2 separate regions of the Homo sapiens genome follow, and region 2 is linked to region 1. A link is an interaction called in ENCODE POLR2A ChIA-PET data of the cell type or tissue named here. Cell type or tissue: A673. All regions are shown on one strand. Region 1 has its middle 69 kb from the start of VOPP1-DT. Region 2 overlaps VOPP1 (VOPP1 WW domain binding protein).

Region 1 (4,000 bases):
CTGCAAACCTAGTGAGGTGTATGTAGTGAAATATTAGACGTACTCTCTAACATAACACTCTTAACAAGAAAGATTTTTAAATGCATAATTTAAAAAATCTATAAATAAGCATGTTTAAGGACTTCATTACATACTTTACAATTTGGTAAACACTTGCATTTAATTAATACTTACATTCACTGAATTAACACTATTATCAACTCATCAGTAACATTTTTAGAATCATCTTTTAAGCATGTGCTTATAAACACTTTACAGTGAGCCACGTTCACTCACTGATGTAACAATTTTCAGAACAAAGCTTTTAAAATGCATGGAAAGAGGCTGGGCGCGGTGGCTCACACCTGTAATCCCAGCACTTGGGGAGGCTGAGGCGGGAAGATCACCTGAGGTCAGAAGTTCGAGACTAGCCTGGCCAATATGGTGAAACCCTGTCTCTACTAAAAGTACAAAGAAAATTAGCCGAGCCTGGTGGCATCCACCTGTAGTCCCGGCTACTTGGGAGGCCGAGGCAGGAGAATCACTTGAACCTGGGGGGCACAGGAAGTTGAAGTGAGCCAAGATTGCACCATTGCACTCCTGCCTGGGTGGCAGAGTGAGACTCCATCTCAAAAAATATATATATAAATAAAATAAAATGCGTGGTAAGAAAAATCTTTAAAGAACCATGTTTAAACACTTTATTACATACATTCCAGTTTGATAATACTTGCATTCACTGAATTAACATAGTCACCAACTCATTTTATCAATGACACACTTAGATCATCTTTTAGCCATGTGTCTACTAACTATTCCCTACATAGTATTACATCCACTCACTGAAATAACACTCTTCATTACAAAGCTCTTAAAATGAATAACAAAAGCATCTTTTAAAACATGTTTAAACACATTATTGCATACTTTATAATGTGGTAAGCACTTGCATTCAATGAGTTAACATAGTAACCAACTCATCTAATAAATAACATTATTAGAATTATCTTTAATGTAAGTGTCTACAACCTCACACACATATCCACTTACTAAAAGAACAGTCTTCACAACAAAGATTTTAAGAGGTTTATTTAAAGGTATTCTTTAAATAAACATATTTAAACATTTTATTATATATTTGCAATTGGTAAACACTTGAAATCACTAAATTAATACATTTACAAATTCATTTTTCCAGCAACATCTTAGAAATATCTTTTAAGTATGTGTCTACAAATACCTTACTACATGTTACTCATTTAACACCCTTCACAGTAAAGCTTTCAAAATTCATAAGGGCAGTGACATCACCAAAAAGGCTGAGTAGAAGCAAGCTGGTTTCCACTTCCTGACCCACAGGAAATCTTAAACAAATGCACAGCACCAAGATTATCATCAGCAATATCACAGAACTCAAATATGTGAATAAGATAGTTACTGAAATAATGGAGAAGTGAAAAAATCCATGCAGACATAAAAGAGTAAGACTTTTATATTCCTGACATCCTAGCACAAATCTGCCAGACACCAAGTGTGCAGATAATTTTTCACTATTAAATCTTACTAGACCAAAAAAAAAAAAAAAAAAAAGATGAAGAAGAAGATTAAGGAAGACAACCAGCTTTCCCATCATCTTGGGATTCCAGGCAGAAGACACCCACAAGAAGTATAGCCAGTGCCTTAAGGGAGAAAAACTCCTGAGGACACCCAGAAACAAAGAGATTAGGTTGCAACTAGTATCCCCAGCCTGGGAAATTTAGTTATTTAGCCAAAGGAGATGCCAAATCACAGTGGCTGTTCAGTAACACCATGCTGTAGGAGCTATGTTTCATAGGTTCTCAGACCATAAATCCCTAGCTAGCCTTGCCAAGCTTCCCTGGTATTCCCTTTAGGACTTCCCTCATCTGGCACAAGAAGTGCTCTGAATGGTTGCTAGAGCTGAGGCAAACCTGGGATTAAGGTGCCATCTAGTGCCATAAAGGAGGTAGTGACATAGCAAAAAGGATATTCAAGGTAAATTGCAAACAATCTCTAACACACCCGATAGAAAATTAAACAAGCCAGACAGAGAAGATTCGAATGAATAACTAATCCTTTAATGCAGAGACGTAGATGTACATTCATAAGAAAAAACAGCAAACAAAAAAACCATAATCTTCCCGAGTGGACAAAGCAAGAAGCCACTGGCCAACACTAACTAAACAGTGATAGGTGGGCTCTCTGATCAAGAATCCAAAATAGTATTTTTTTTTTTGAGACAGAGTCTTGCTCTTGTCACCCAGACTGGAGTGCAATGGCACGATCTCGGCTCACTGCAACCTCTGCCTCCCAGGTTCAAGTGATTCTCCTCCCTCAGCCTCCCGAGTAGCTGGGATTACAGGTGCCCGCCACCATACCCTGCTAACTTTTGTATTTTTTTAGTAGAGACGGAGTTTCACCATGTTAGCAAGGCTGGTCTCGAACTCCTGACCTCGTGATCTGCCCGCCTCAGTCTCCCAAAGTGCTGGGATTACAGGCGTGAGCCACTGCACCCAGCCCCAAAGTAGTATTTTTAAGGAAATTCAGTGATATACAAAATAATACAGAAAAGCAATTAAGAAATTTATCAGATAAATTTAAGGAAAAAGATTGAAATGATTTTTTAAAAACATCAAACGGAAATCCTAAAACTAAGAAGTACATCTGCTGAACAAAAATTCATGAGAGGCTCTCAATGGCAGATGCATCAAGCAGAGAAAGAAATCAGTGAGCTTAAAGACAGGCTAATGGAAAATACACAGACGAGATAAAAGAATGAAAAGTAATAAAGCATGCCTATAAGATATAGACAATCACATTGAAATAGTAAATCTAAGAATTACTGGTGTTCAAGAGGAAGCTGAGCAAAAGCAAGGAATGGAAAGTTTATTCAAAGAGGCAGGGTGCAGTGGCTCATGCCTGTAATCCCAGCACTTTGGGAGGCTGAGACAGGTGGATCACTGAAGGTCAGGAGTTCCAGACCAGCCTGACCAACATGGTGAAACCTTGTCTCTATTAAAAATACAAAAATTCACCGGATGTGGTGGTACGCAGCTGTAATCCCAGATACCTGGGAGGCTGAAGCAAAATAATTGCTTGAACTTGGGAGTCAGAGGTTGCAGTGAGCTGAGATCATGCCACTGCATTCCAGCCTGGGTGACAGAGTGAGACTCCTTCTCAGAAAAGAAAAAGGGAAAAAAAGAAAGTCTATTCAAAGAAATAATAACAGAAAACTTTCCAAAACTTGAGAAAGACATAAATCTCCAAGTATAAGAAGGTCAGAGATCACCAGACAGAGTAAAGCCAAATAAGATTACCCTAGGGCATAGGATAATAAAACCCTCAAAGGCCTAAGACAAATAAACTACTAAAAGCAGCAAGGGAAAATAAGTGAATAATATAAAGGAGCTCCAATCTGACTGGCAGCAGACTTCTAAATGGCAACTGTCCAACCCAGGAGAAAGTGGGAGTACATGTAAAGTGCTGAAAGACTAAAATTGTCAACTGTGAATACTGTAACCAGCAAAGCTATCCTTCAAACATGAAGGGGAGATAGTGTTTCTCAGACAAACAAAAGTTAAGAGAATGCATCTCATCAGACCCATCTCACAAGAAATGCCAAAGAAATTTCTTCAGTCTGAAAAGAGAAAAACGCAAATGTGCAAAAAAGAAAACATCTAAAGTTATAAAACTCATTGGTAAAAATAAGCCAACAGACAAACTCAAAATTTTGTAACTGTAGTATGCAGTCCACTTATCACTTTAGTGTGATGACTAAAAGACAAATCTATGAAAAACAAAAGTATCTACAGAAACCTGTTAAGAGAGAAGAAATACAAAGATACATAAAGTGACACAATGAAATTCAAAATGGGGAGAAGATGAAGTGTAGAGCTTTCTTAGTTTATATTATTTTCTTTGTGATCAAAGTCATCACTTTAAGATATTTTTGTAATCTTCATAATCACAGAGCAAAATTTTCTAATAAATACACTGAAAATAA
Region 2 (4,000 bases), 170 kb after region 1:
CTGTAGCCTCTCCAGCGTGGTCACCAATTTTTTAACCTAAGGGTTCATGTTCTTGACAAGTACACAGTTTATTCATTTTCTATCCGTTCTCTTTTATATTCCAAATACCTCTCCATCTCCATGTTCAAATATTTCAATCCCGTCCCACCAGTTCCTGGTAGGATCCATCACTGTGTCTATGAACACGAAGATACCGATTAGACTGGATGCAGGTGCTGGTGTTTCTGGTTCTGCAGCGTGAGTGGCCACATTGCAAACATAGCCTGGCTGCCTCTCTTCTACAAAGACCACACTCCCGCCCCTCCCTCACCTGCAGCAGGGGGTTGGGATCCTCCCCTCGACAGGAGCCACGGCCTTGGCACAGGCTTGCTGAGTGGGGCAGCCAGTCACTCCTGTCATATCAGAAACAGGTGTGTCTCAGGAAACCCATGCACACCCAGCACAATCTGGCAGCGCCAAAGTCCAGATCCAAGTCGCCACTCGTCCCCCCTTCAGTCACTCCTCCCGTGTATTTATGGAACGTCTGCCACATGCAAGGTGCCGTTCTGGGCTCTCAGGGAACCAGGGTGAGTGATGCTCTGTCCTCGTGTTCAGAAGGCTCAGAAAATCATACCATACTAGGCAACTGCTGCATACTCATGGACGTGCCTTGTTCTGGGTACCAGAGGACAGGGGTGCCTGCTCAGCTGGGAAGGCAGTGACAGGCAGCAAGAGGGGGCTGCCTGGTGATTCTGAGCTGAGACTGAAAGATACATGGCAATTAGCCAGACCAGAGGCTAGGAGGTGCCTGGCATGAGGTGGTCACAGGCATTCCAGGAGACACGGTTTGCATGGTGAAAGCCTGGGATATGTTATCTAGTGAGGGCCCAGAGAGGGCAGACCGGATCCAGGCAGTGTGGTTACTGCTGGAGATGGAGAATAGGGCAGGCGGTGAGACACAAGGCTCTGAAGTGGGCAGGAGCCCATCATAGCAGGCCCTGTCCCTCTGGAGAGCCCACCGTCCCATGAGTGATTGGTGGGGAGGAATGTAGGGCCAAGCCTGCCACAGCTTGGGTGGCAGGAACGAGCTCTGCCCCTGGTGCCCTGTGTTGAGGCTCCTGCCCATGGCTGGAGGAGCAGCTGGGCCAGAGGGGACAGAGCAGGGAAGCCAGGGCATGGCTGGAGAGGAGGAGAGGTGAGACCAGAGACCCACGTGCCCTGAGTTTGGAGGGGCTGACTAAAATGGTGTGGGGATCCTGGTGTAACTGGAACGCTGTCAGGAGTCAGGCCCCTGGGCCCCTGGCCTCTGTCCCTCCTGGGCCACATACTCTGTCAGCTGCCTCTCCTTCTCCCTGCATTTCCACCCCTCCCTCTGCGGCCTGCCGGACTCTTTTGCATCCCCAGGAAAGATTGGCCCAGCCCCCCCGCCCACCCCCCCGACACGCCACTGGCCAGTCAGCTGGGCTAGAGAGGTGGCAGGTCCTGCTAAGAATACAGGCTGCCTGGCCATCCCCCTGGCACCCGTGGGGCTGGGCCAGCTCACTGAGAAGGGGTGATTGTCAGTTAACATCACAGCGTGTCCTCCCAGTCTTTGCTGAGCCTGGAGCTCCCTTTCAAACCATGCCAAGACTCCCACTGAGGAGGAGATGATGACGTTCAAAGTAAAATGACTCCAGCATTGTCCAGAGACAGATGACATGCCAAGGGTGTGAGTGCAGCCCGGCTGGGAGGCTGGCTGTGGTGGCCTTTAATTCTTAGACGGCGCTCCACACGGGCCCGTGATGCCCCCAGTCTCCTGTGGCTCTCCCATCCCACCCTTGCCTGAACTTCTTCCCCCACTTCACCATCCTGTTTCAAGAGACGCCTGTCATCATAGGGAGAGTCTGACTTTCTGGTTCACTACTGGGTTCAAGTCCTGGTGCTGCTCTAGCGGTAGCGTGACCTTGGTGAGGCACTCACTCTGGCAGAGCCTCTGTTCTCCCACCCAATCCCCATCCCATGCCATTCCCCACCGTGCACACACGGCACAGGCTGGCCTGATGAACACTGGTGACGTGAGGGGCAGCCATGGTTTTACTCACCTCTCCTTACCCTTTCTACCCCATCTTGTGGAGAAAGTCTTTCTGCAACCCCAGCCTCTTCCTAGAATGTTTTGTGTGTTTTCTTTAACCCAACCATCAACCACAAACCAGAACTGAAGGGCTCCTCCCAGGGCACACCCTGTGTAGGGAAGGGAGGGGTGGTGGAGTCCCCTTGCTCCTGGCTGTCACCTCTGTGCAGATTGTCCCCACCACACCGAATCCTGCACCAGTGGGCCTGTCGCTCCTTGTCACTATTTTGGCTCCCATCTGTGACTGTAACGCACTGCTCCCTTCGTCCTTGAGGCTTTTGGTCAGTTCTCCTGTTGCCCTTTCCCACATCCCTGTCAGCAAATGAATCACCTGGACCTGCTTCGCCCGGCAGTGGAGGCTGCCGGCCATGTTCACCCACCGCTCCGCCAAACCTGTGGTGGCCGAGTCCCTTGCTGTGCTTTTCAGGGCCACACCCCACATGGCTCTGCCCACTCGGCCCACTGTCTCGGGTGCCTTCCTGTGCACCAGCTCCCAGCTAGTAGGCTCCAAGTGCTTTACCAGAGGCCATTACCCTCACCGAGCTGTGTTCTCCCCGAAAGTTCTCTCTGTCCTGTGTCTGTCCCTACCCCTGCCCATATGCGCAAGCGTTTCCATCCTTACAAAGGCACCTTCTCTTGCCCTGCGTGCCTTCCAGCTGCCACCCGTCCCCTCCTACAGTCTTCACCCACACCCTGGACTGTTTCTCCCTACTGCAGCAGGGACCTGTGTCTACCATGGTGTGAAACTGTAGAGAAAGAGCACGGGAACCCCAAGGCTACAGCCGTGCTTATTTCCATCTCTCTTCAGCTGGGGAGAGAACATCACTTCTTCCTGAAAATTCTCCCACCCCTTGCTGCCCTGGCTCCTGGTGCACCACCTCCTGCCGCATCTTCCCATTGCCTATGCATCCTTCTCATCAGCCTTAGACACTTCATGCTCCTCTCCTGGCCTCAGTGCTGCTCCTTCCTGCAGCCTTCTCCTGGACATGCCCATGTTTCCACCACCACCTTCCCACAGGAGGCTCCAGCTCCAGAGCTGCCTCCGCCCTCTCCAGTCCAGCAGGGACTTTTTCATCTGCCCCGCCCTTGTCCTGGTGCTGCTGTAGCAGTAGTGTGACCTTGGTAAGGCGCTAATTCTTGCAGAGCCCCTGTTCTCCTGTATTGCCCTGCCTGTTGGGGGGCCCTTATTGTGAGCAGAACCTAGGGCCTTTTCTTCTCAGCCCTTGTCTCCCACGCTGTGCGCTCCCCATCGAGTCAATCCCAGGCCAGTCATTGCCGACAGCCCTCAGTGCCTCATTCTCTCTTCTCCATTTTTTCTCTAATATTCAGAAGCCTTCATAATGTCTTGCTTAGACTGTTGCAATGCCCTCTTTTTAAAAATCCTTGGTTTTTTAATTGTATAACATATAGCAGGATCCAGATCTAAATAAAACATAATCTCTGCCCTTGCGAAACTCATGGTAATGGCAGTAAGTCGACTTCTAAATAGAACACACCCAAGGCAGCGGGTGAGATGCATCAGAGCAGCGCAGGTGGCATCTGTGGGACCACACGGCATCTCACTCAGGTGGTGTCTGTGGGACGGCACAGATGCAGGGCGAGGCAGCCTCTCACACAGGGTGGCATCTGTGCTGAGTGCCCTCCTGGCAGTTGAGAGCGCTCAGTGAGAGACAGTGCAGGCCTGGCCTGTGCTTCTGTTCTACATGCTCTCCTTCCGCACATGCGCAGATTCCCATGGTCTGACTTATGTGGGCTTTGGGACATCTTGTGTACCTTGATGGGCATGTTTCTAGAGTCAGAACTATATCACACTGTGTCAGGGGGAGAATTGCAAAAAAAGAAAAAAAACCCTACACAATATTCACACAGGGGCAGCTTCTTTGACACTTGAGTGTCTCCCTGAGCTAAAGG

Evidence for each region. Peaks named below come from ENCODE experiments on the same cell type or tissue, not always from the same donor. Only the 100,000 strongest peaks of a DNase experiment are listed, where the experiment ranks them.
Region 2: POLR2A ChIA-PET joins it to region 1 with 17 read pairs; 3 of 35 experiments call an interaction of 5 or more read pairs at or near these places.

What each region holds. Positions count from the first base shown.
Region 1 is chr7:55,639,323-55,643,322 of GRCh38, reverse strand. No RefSeq gene overlaps it. Among named protein-coding and RNA genes, the nearest start is that of VOPP1-DT, 69 kb to the right of the region's middle. In A673, a CTCF peak has its summit at 1,949 (motif pointing left); DNase peaks (open chromatin) are centred at 1,312 and 1,892; H3K27ac peaks cover 1,253 bases.
Region 2 is chr7:55,473,847-55,477,846 of GRCh38, reverse strand. All of the region lies in intron 4 of VOPP1 (VOPP1 WW domain binding protein), which reads left to right. Among named protein-coding and RNA genes, the nearest start is that of VOPP1, 97 kb to the left of the region's middle. In A673, no CTCF peak of the experiment used is centred here; a DNase peak (open chromatin) is centred at 1,606.